2 separate regions of the Homo sapiens genome follow, and region 1 is linked to region 2. Evidence: read pairs that join two places in POLR2A ChIA-PET (ENCODE). Cell type or tissue: HepG2. All regions are shown on one strand.

Region 1 (5,000 bases), 59 kb before region 2:
GCTCTTGGGAGGAACGCTCACCTGCCACTCCCAGGTCCGGCCCACCTCAGGGCCTGGGCACACGTGAATCACCCAGTGCAGTGGCCCCGAGGACGCAGGTCAGGTCAGTCCGTGGTTCCCATCCTGGCTCCCTGTCTGAATAACCGGGGGGGGGGGGGGGCGTGCAGGGGCACTGTCACCAAGGAGTGTGCCCAGGCCAGGCCGAGGGACAGCAGGGTGAGGCCCCCGCAGAGCATGCCGAACTCTGACCCCTGACCCCAGGGACATGCCCTGGGCCGCTGCTGCTCCTGTAGGGCCTGCCGCCGGCCAAGCATCTGTGCTGCTCCCGTGAGCTGCATGTGCCCCCCGGGCCTCTGCTGTGGGCCAGGCTGTTTCAGGTGCTCGCGAATGGGAACCAGCAGGAGCCGTGACCACAGGGCTGACTCTCAGGGCGGCGCCTCAAGAGTGGCCGTGACTCATGACTGCCACAGAGCCAGGCTGCAGCCACGCCCGCCTCTGGGCTCCCTGGAGGGGCAGGGTGCGGAGGGCCCCGGGCTGTGTGGATCCATGCCTGACCCCCACAAGTCCAACTGTGCAGCTCCCCGCCCTCCCTGGGAGCCGATGCCCTAGTTTTAAACGGGGCGGTGGCCTAGATCCAGCCTCAGAGAATTGCAGAGGTGAGGCCGCCACTGCCCTGTGGGGACAAGTGGTTAATGAGCAGGGCCAACTGGCCGGTCCCTGTCCTGTATGCCACACACACACCCCGTGAGGGCAGCAAGGAGCATCCAGCCAGGGGACGTGCACGAGAAGGGCCAGGATGATCACACTGCCCGGGGCTCAGCACAGGGCTGAGTCCCGGAGGTGACCATTGCCGCCCCGCTCCATCTGCGGCCACTGAGGTCTGCTGGGGGTCTCTGGTGCTGGCCTTGACAGCCCACCCGTGGCAGGACAGGGTCTCGAGGTGCCTCTCGGTAGGTGGTGGGCTCAGTGGGGGTGACCCGTGGGGACGGAACGCATGCTCCTGAGGCTCCAGTGGATGCAGGCAAAGGCACCTCCCGGGGTCAGCGTCCCTACCTGGGGAGCTGGGAGCCCACATGGGAGCAGGGCTGGCACAGCGACCCCCAGCCTTGCGCGGGCGGCACCCACAGCTGTGTCCACTCCGCATACACTCCTCACTGTCTCGCTAACTAATCATGTACACGGCTGTACCCCCGAGCCCTCCCCTGCCCCGCAGGTGACACAGGCGTGTCCCACTCACACAGCACCTGCTCCTGGGCCCTACATCTCCGTCAATCTTTCACAGAGCCATCTTGCCACCATGGGAACCACAGCGACCCCAACAAGGATGCCCCGGTGTCACCCCTGCCCGAGCTGGGGGTGTGGGGGGCAGCAGATGGAAAGCGGGGGCCCCTGTGTCCAGGCAGCTGGTGGCCTGGCCTTGCCCCACGGCAACCCCACTGCGCCCTAAAACTGCACCCACCAGACCAGAGGCTGCTGGTCCAGGCAGGAAACAAGAGCCAGCCACTACCGGGACGAAGCTCAGTCGGTGCCCACAACCTGAAGACAGGCAACTCTGCCTTTGTCCCCACTGACGCTAAGGCCCCTGTGGAGGAGATGACCCCAAGGACAGGAAGCTCCTGCATGAGTCGGGTGGGAGGGCTGAGGACAGGGCTTCCCATCGTCCCTACAAGAAACAAGGCCAGGGCCCCGCCCTGGGGGAGGACGTGGACTCCGACCGCCCGCCCCAAATGACAACTGGCAGGACAGCATTCTCCAGAAACAGGTGCAGGCCGCTCCCCAGGGACCAGGCACCCTCCTGGCTGAGGATAGCGGTGGGGGCCGTGCACAGGCTCCTCACCAGCCCCAGCCCCAGCGCTGCCGTGGGGATGGGGAGCTCCATCTGGGGGCCGGGGCCACAGCACAGGGGAGGTCCCCAAAGGGACAAACACCCCTGTCGGGACCCCGGGCCGCCCTCACCGTCGCCTCCCACGACAGGACCACGGCCCAAACGGCTGGGAGAACGAGGCTCTTCAGGGCAGGCAGGGCTGCCGGCCTCCAGGGGTTCTGTGAATCAAGGGCTCCGAGAGGCCCCCCAGCCGTGGGCACTCCAACCCTGCTGCTCCACAAACAGTTCTGCAGCGCAAGCAAACCCATAAACGAGCCGCAGGGCTTGGGAACAAACTCACCTGAAGCTGCAGCAAGCTCCCAGGCCCTCTCTGTGCCGCGTCTGGGCTGCTGCCTAGAAAGGGAGGCATTTAATCAGGCACCTCAGCTTCCACCAGGAGGACTCTGACCCTGGAACACAGAGCCCCGCCTCCAGCCCTCTCTGCAGGAGCCAGAGTCCCGGGAAATCAGCCCCGGGAGACCCTTCGCCTTAGAAGCTGTCCGAGCTTCTGTCCTTGGGTGTCTGTCCGAGCGCCAAAGGCAGCCCGGGGAGCAGCAGGGGCTCAGCAGGCTCCTCACTACCCTGGTTTAAGGCCCTTGACCTGTCCAGTGCGGTCAACCTCCGGCCAGCCAGGACCGCAGACAGGGCCATTCAAGATCCTGTCCGGACCTCCCACGGCCCGACCCTGCTACAAGGAGCAGGCCGTGGGCAAGAGTCCATGAGCGGGGCTGCAGAGCAGCACCAGCCAGGGAGGGCGGCCGAGCTTCCCAGGCACTGCCAGGGAAAGGTGCCCAGCTTGGGCAGGCACAGGCACACAGCCAGGTGGCCACCTAGACTCCCCCGGACCCCAGCCCGAGTGCCACCCGGCCACTACAGCTGTCAGCAGGGCGGCCACTGCTTCGAGCCAGGCGGCTTTGCTTCTCTAAGGTCATGCTCTCCATGGCGGACCCACTGCGGTGGGCAGGATGCTCACGCTTCCCGCCCTGTCCTTCCTGGGCCCTGTGTAGGGCCCACCATGGACTCCTCACTCAGCCATCACCCTCTTTTTTGTTGGTTTTAAATTTTTTATTTTATTTTTTGAGATAGAGCCTCGCTCTGTCACCCAGGCTGGGGTGCAGTGGTGCAATCTCAGCTCACTGCAGCCTCCGCCTCCCAGGTTCAAGCTATTCTCCTGCCTCAGCCTCCCAAGTAGCTCGGATTACAGGCGCCCGCCACCGTGCCCAGCTAATTTTTGTATTTTTAGTAAAGACGAGGTTTCACCATGTTGGTCAGGCTGGTCTCGAACTCCAGACCTCAGGTGATCCACCCGCCTCGGCCTCCCCCAGTGCTGGGATTCCAGGCATGAGCCACCATGCCCGGCCCCTCACCCTCTTTTGTGATCAGCATGAGGATGGTGTGCAGGTGTGTCCAGTGGCACAGGCATCACCTGTTTTTTTTTTTTTTTTCTCTGACAGAGTCTCGCTCTGTTGCCCAGGCTGGAGTGCAGTGGTGTGATCTCGGCTCACTGCAAGCTCCACCTCCTGGGTTCACGCCATTCTCCTGCCTCAGCCTCCCGAGTAGCTGGGACTACAGGCGCCTGCCACCAGGCCCGGCTAATTTTTTTGTATTTTTAGCAGAGATGGAGTTTCACCGTGTTAGCCAGGATGGTCTCAATCTCCTGACCTCAGGTGATCCACCCGCCTTGACCTCCCAAAGTGCTGGGATTACAGGCGTGAGCCACAGCGGCTGGCTTTTTTTTTTTTTTTGAGACAGGGTATCACTCTGTCACCTAGGCTGGAGTGCAGTGGTGCCATCTCGACTCACTGCAACCTCTGCCTCCCGGGTTCAAGCAATTCTAGTGTCTCAGCCTCCCAAACATCTGGGATTACAGGCACACACCACCACGCCCAGCTAATTTTTGTATTTTTAGTAGAGATGGGGGTTTCGTCACGTTGGCCATGCTGGTCTCTACCTCCTGACCTCATGTGATTCACCCACCTTGGCCTTCCAAAGTGCTAGGATTACACGCATGAGCCACTGAGCCCAACCGAATTCTACTTTTTTTTCTTTTTTTTTTTTTTGAGACGGAGTATAGCTCTGTCGCCTAGGCTGGAGTGCAGTGGTGCCATCCCGGCTAACTGCAACCTCCGCCTCCCAGGTTCAAGCAATTCTACAGTCTCAGCCTCCTGAGTATCTGGGATTACAGGCACACACCACCACACCCAGCTAATTTTTTTATTTTTAGTAGAGATGGGGTTTCGCCATTTTGGTCAGGCTGGTCTCGAACTCCTGACCTCAGGCAACCCACCTGCCTCGGCCTCTGAAAGGGCTGGGATTACAGGTGTCAGCCACCGCACCCAGCCCCGACTTCTATTTTTAACAGGAAAAAAGGACCAGACAAGCACTCGTGGTTTTTGGCACTTCTCTACTTCTCTGCTTGCCATGTGGTGGCAGAAGCAGCCCTGGTCTGGGCAGCCCGGTGACCTCACTGGTGGCCAAGCAGAAGCCTCTGGGACACAGGGGGCACCTGTCACCCCAGAGAAGGGGACGGGGGCCTTGGGAGCCGTGTGGCCCTGGGCACCTGTCATCCCAGAGAAGGAGACGGAGGCCTTGGGAGCCGTGTGGCCCTGGGGGCACCTGTCACCCCAGAGAGGGAGACGGAGGCCTTGGGAGCCGTGTGGCCCTGGGGGCACCTGTCACCCCAGAGAAGGAGACGGGGGCCTTGGGAGCCGTGTGGCCCTAACCCAGAGGAGGCCTCGTGGCACCTCTTTCCCCATCAGCTCCAGCCTCTCTGCAGCCACCTTTTCAGGAGGGGCAGGAACTCCAGAAAGCTCCAAAACTTATTGCCTTTCTCATTACAGGGGACAGGGAGGTGGGGGGTAGGGAGTGGGGATCAGGCAGGGGCAGAAGGTGTAAGAGGTTCAACCTGCCTGGGGGACTTCACTTACAAAGGGCAGAGGCTGGGTGTGGTGGCGCCCACCTGTAGTCCCAGTATTTGGGAGGCTGAGGCAGGAAGATCACTTGAGCCCAGGAGTTTGAGGCTGCAGCGAGCTATGATTGCAACTGCACTCCAGCGTGGGCAACAGAGCACGACCCTGGCTCAAAAAAATAAAACTTAAAAAATGTTAAAATAAAGGGCAACTTTTTGAAGAGAAGT
Region 2 (5,000 bases):
ATCTGCCCACCTTGGCCTCCCAAAGTGCTGGGATTACAGGCCTGAGCCACCATGCCCAGCCTAAAATTTTTTCTTTCTTTTTTTTTTTTTTTTGAGACAGAGTCTTGCTCTGTCGCCCAGGCTGGAGTGCAGTGGCGCAATCTCGGCTCACTGCAAACTCCACCTCCCGGGTTCAAGCAATTCTCCTGCCTCAGCCTCCCAAAGTGCTGGGATTACAGACATGAGCCACCGCACCTGACCTTGGACCAGCTTTTAAAAAGTCAATGGACTGGTACTTCTGACAGATGCCCGATGCCCTTCCCTGGCCAGTGTGGACCCTAAGTCCCCAACAGAAAGCATGATGTTTCTAAGAACAAACCCACACCTTCTCTCAAACAGCTCATGGAGCCCTGAGCAGAGCATCTGTCCTACGAAGGGAGGGAGGTCCGGGCAGTGGGGCCTGCTTATTTCACCAAGTTCCTGTTAGACCTGTAGCTGAGGATGGTGCCCCTGCAGGCAAAAGCCAGTGCCGCCTTAGAGCCACCTGTGCCTCCTCAGAGCTTAGACAGGATGGTTTGGGATGGAAAGAATTCTCCACGGACACAGGAACAATGAGGCAGATTCTACACAAACTCAGACTCCCTGTAAGCTGGATGCCAGGGCACCCTGCCAAGCCTGGAACTCACACGCTCCGCTCTGGACCCACCTTCACCTTCTCATTTCTAAAGTAAGCCTGAGGGCCAGACGCAGTGGCTCACTGTAATCCCAGCACTTTGGGAGGCCAAGGTGGGTGAATCACTTGAGGCCAGGAGTTCGAGACCAGCCTGGCCAATATGGTGAAACCCTGTTTCTCCTAAAAATACAAAAATTAGCTGGGTGTGGTGGCGGGCGCCTGTAATCCCAGCTACTCAGGAGGCTGAGGCATGGAATCACTTGAATCTGGGAGGTGGAGGTTGCAGTGAGCCAAGATCGCACCACTGCACTCCAGCCTGGGTGACAGAGTGAGACTCCATCTCAAAAAACAATTTAAAAAATAAAAAATAAAGTAAGCCGGGCCTCCCTGCCATTGCAGAGTGGCTCCGTGCACTGTAGATCCCACAGAGATGAACAGTTCCACTCCTCAGCGGCTTCGGTGACTGCACCCACCCCTTTATTTGCTCTGGGGTTGTGGACGTCCACTTCCATGCCATCGCCATCGATACTCAGAGCCCCTGGCCGGCTGGATGCCCTGGGGGTTCCAGACAGCTCATGAGGCTCACAGGAGCCACCCCACCTGCTCACTTCCCAATTCAGCCCTGCGGGTTGGTTTCTGCAGTTCAAGGCCTCCCTACATGGAGTTTTCCAGGGCAGCCATCACCTGCCTTTCCAGAGACAAAAATGTACCTCAGAGCACGGTGCCTGCTCACTCCCGGCCTCCTGGATAAAATGCAGTAACAGCTCACACCGGCCCCGGCAGTTTATTTTATTTGCCAGCCAGCCAGGACCTGGCCTTGCCCAGAAGCCATCAAGTCTATGCTACCAACTTTTTAACATTTTTACAAATTACCAATGTTAAGATGAACTCGCTTGAAAATCAAAGTGCATCTTGGAAAACGTCGCTATGTTGAAACGTTACATTCACTAATTAACAAGTCCCCTAAATCACCAGCGGACAGAGAAAAAGCCCGTTCAGGGCCATCAGTAACTCAAGTGGGGCCAACACTGTCCCCGTCACAGTTCCTTCTTCCCTGAGCCTCTCTCCACCACAGAAATAGGAATACTGGGCACAGTGCACACTACTGCCTCCTCTTACCCTCAGATGCTGGCCCGGGTGGCCTCACAGGCTGGGCCTGGCTCTGTACACACCTTCAGGAAGGGCATGCTGTTGGAGACCGGCTCCCCATCGTGTCTCCGTCCCAACCGGGTCACTGGCTTTTCTCAAACAACAATGTCACCTTCCTACTTGCTTGTCATGCTGGGGTTTCTGCAAAGCCTGTGCGCTCACCTGGAGGCACATCACCACCTAGGAGAAAGTTTAACCTGCTCCCAGACACGCTCTAATAAACCTCCTGCTGGTGTTGCCCAGGGAGGGGAAGGCAAAGTTCAGGAAGTGTCCTTGCTGGTTTAAAAAACGGTTAGTCAGTCAGGGCTGAAAACAGAGTGGCTTTTGTTTTTGGCTTCCTAAGCTGATAATGGTTTGCACAAAAGACACATTTCACTATCATTTCACTAAGGCAGCTCTTTGCTCCAGACATCGCCAGTAGTGGGAGAAGGAGGGAGGACGGGAGAGAGCGCGGCCCGACGATTCTGTGAGATGCGCCTTACACTCCCTGACTTTCCCTTCGCTCTTCCAGAAACCCGACAAACAGCCCCACCACCCCCTGGGCTCCACCTGCTCAGATCCTCAGACATCACCATGCCCAGGAACTCAGCGGCGCCACAGTCCATCCCCTTCTACTCTCCCCACTTACTCAGACACCATAGCAGCAACTTTCCCGTTATAAGCTGCCTGCTGAAAGGATCCCTGGGAAAACAGTGCGAGCCAGCAGACCCACTAGCTCGGCCATGACTAACTGCACATTTTACCCGACCACCCCGGTGTGAGCACTGCGATGCTCCCAGTAAAGAGAAATGGGTCTGACTGGAACCATTCAGAATATCAATCAATCAACCAATCAACCAATCAATCAAAGGTTTATTTACCTGAAGACTACCAGTGGAGGGTCCCCGAATAGGGTATCTGGATGGAACACATACTCCCTACTCATATCTTTATTAGACTTTTTTTTTTTAAGATGACATGATGTGCAAGCTGTTTTTTAAAAGAGCAAATTTTCCATAAGTTTCACAGTATCGAACTCCACTTTGTGGAAAATTACATCCCACCCTTAAAAAGCAAAGCAAGACATGGAGGAGAGGTAACTGCGTATTCACTAAGGGAAAGAGGCGCATCTGAAAAGGCTGCATGCCAGATGGTTCTAGCTCCGTGGCGTTCTGGAAGAGGCAGAGCTGTGGAGACACGGAGGATCGGTGGTTGTGGGGGCTGGTGTGAGGGATGAGCCGGCACTGAATCGACTCTGTGACACTATAATCGTGGACCTGTCAAAACACGGAATACACACCACCAAGAGTGAACCCTCAACTACGGACTTTGGCTAATACTAACATATCAGGCTGGGTGCGGTGGCTCACGCCTGTAATACCAGCACTTTAGGAGGCCAAGACGGGTGGATCGCTTGAACTCAGGAGTTTGAGAGCAGCCTAGGCAACACGGTGAAACCCCATCTCTACAAAAAAAAAATACAAAAAATCAGCTGGGCGTGGTGGTTACTGAGTGTGGTCCCAGCCACTGGAAAGGCTGAGAAAGAAGAACACTTGAGCGCAGGAGGCGAAGGTTGTGGTGAGCCAAGATCGAGACTGTACCACCACACTCCAGCCTGAGTAATAGAGCAGACCGTCTCAAACAAAACAAAACAAATAATCATGTAACGTGATCCCGGAATGCTCTACACTATGTTCCATTTTCTGTAAACCTAAAATTGCTCTAAAACATGAAGCATATTCATTTTTTTAAGTCAAAAAACTTTCTTCCATTCTAAAAAAGAAATCAGGATCTAAAAATATGAGAAGGATTAGCTCTGACATGTCAGGTTCCCACCCTTCTGAAGTGACAAGCGTGAGGCTCGGCCACACCCTTCAGACCACGTGGGCCTTTAAGGATAAAATGCACTGGTGCCTTTGGTGCCTCGAGTAACGTCACTCAAGGTTTCCCTGCCCAGGGCTGCCATAACGAACTAGCACAGACCACGGGGCGTGAAGAAACACCAGTTTATCCTCTCAGTTCTGGAGGCCCGAAGTCCAAAGCCAAGGTGTGAGCAGGGCTGGCTCCTGCCTAAGGCTCTCGGAGAGGATGCATCTTTGCCTCTGCTGGCTTCTGGGAGCCCCAGGAGTTCCCTGGCTCTGGTCAGTCTCTGCCCTGTCTTCCTATGGTCTTCCCCCTGTGTGTCTCTCCCGTCTTCCAGGGACACCTGTCACTGGATTTAGGGCCCAAACCAGCATGATATCACCTTGAGATCCTTAATGAACTACATCCGCAAAGACCCTTTTTCCAAATAAGGCCACATCCACAGCTGCTGGGTGGACATATCTTTTGAGAGGCCACTCTTCAGCCACTGCACCATACATAGGATATAAACAATCAACAATGCCCTAACAAACATGAGAGGGGAACAAAAAGACGGATACACGTGAGAAAGAGTGCACAGGCACATGAACGCCCAGGAACACACAGTTCCCCGGACGTTGCAGACCAAGGGCTCTGGGTTACCCTGCAGAGCCTTGGGCATCTCCTCGTGAAGAAGCCGGGTCCTTCTCAGGGCACAGGAGCCACCGTCTGTAGTCCTGGGGTCTCCCAGCACGTTCTGCACACTGCAGCCATGCGAGAGGGTCCAACTCCCACCACACGCCCTCTTAGCCAGCACCTCACTGCTGCCTCACGTGCAGAAAGAGCACACCAAGGCCAAACATGGGACCCACGGTGGGCGCCCTGGCCCCAGAAGCTGCAGCCCAGCTGATAACTGGGACACCGCCGTAAGGCAGAACCACCCCCAGGGTCTGTGTGGGCAGAAGTTAAGCTGCCCACCCAAGGGTGAGGGTGACTAATCCCTGGGGCAGCTTCTCGGAACAGGGAACTGAGTATAATACCATGGCTCCCACGGTACAGTGGCGTCCAAAAGCAACTCAAAAACTACCCTGTGCCAGCCTCAGCTTTCGAGGAGTCAGGGCTCAGAGGACTGACATGAGAAGCCCAGGCCCTACCGGCCAGCAGCTCAGCCCCACTTCTGGTACCCTTGCTCGGCAGCAGGCTGACCAGGACTGGCGGCTGCCACCTCCACCTTCCCGGCGGCCCCCAAGGGCTCAAGTTCAACTTCATGCATTTTCTGCTGCAGCCACGTGGCTCTCCTGGAATCTAACCCTCCAGACCGGCGGACATGGTTACGCTCTGTCGACCACGGCTGTGCTCGAAGACCCTCTCCCCAGCT

The links. ChIA-PET counts read pairs that join two places held together with the same protein. Peaks named below come from ENCODE experiments on the same cell type or tissue, not always from the same donor. Only the 100,000 strongest peaks of a DNase experiment are listed, where the experiment ranks them.
Region 1: POLR2A ChIA-PET joins it to region 2 with 6 read pairs; 2 of 35 experiments call an interaction of 5 or more read pairs at or near these places.

The regions. Positions count from the first base shown.
Region 1 is chr16:531,164-536,163 of GRCh38, reverse strand. It overlaps CAPN15 (calpain 15), which reads right to left. Exons shown (of 14, transcript NM_005632.3): 2 at 2,166-2,218; 3 at 22-135. MIR5587 (microRNA 5587) reads right to left here and starts at 848; the gene lies at 796-848. In HepG2, a CTCF peak has its summit at 2,315; a DNase peak (open chromatin) is centred at 2,263; H3K4me3 peaks cover 1,277 bases.
Region 2 is chr16:471,870-476,869 of GRCh38, reverse strand. The region is part of intron 3 of RAB11FIP3 (RAB11 family interacting protein 3); the gene reads right to left. Among named protein-coding and RNA genes, the nearest start is that of RAB11FIP3, 49 kb to the right of the region's middle. In HepG2, no CTCF peak of the experiment used is centred here; a DNase peak (open chromatin) is centred at 2,089; H3K4me3 peaks cover 2,671 bases.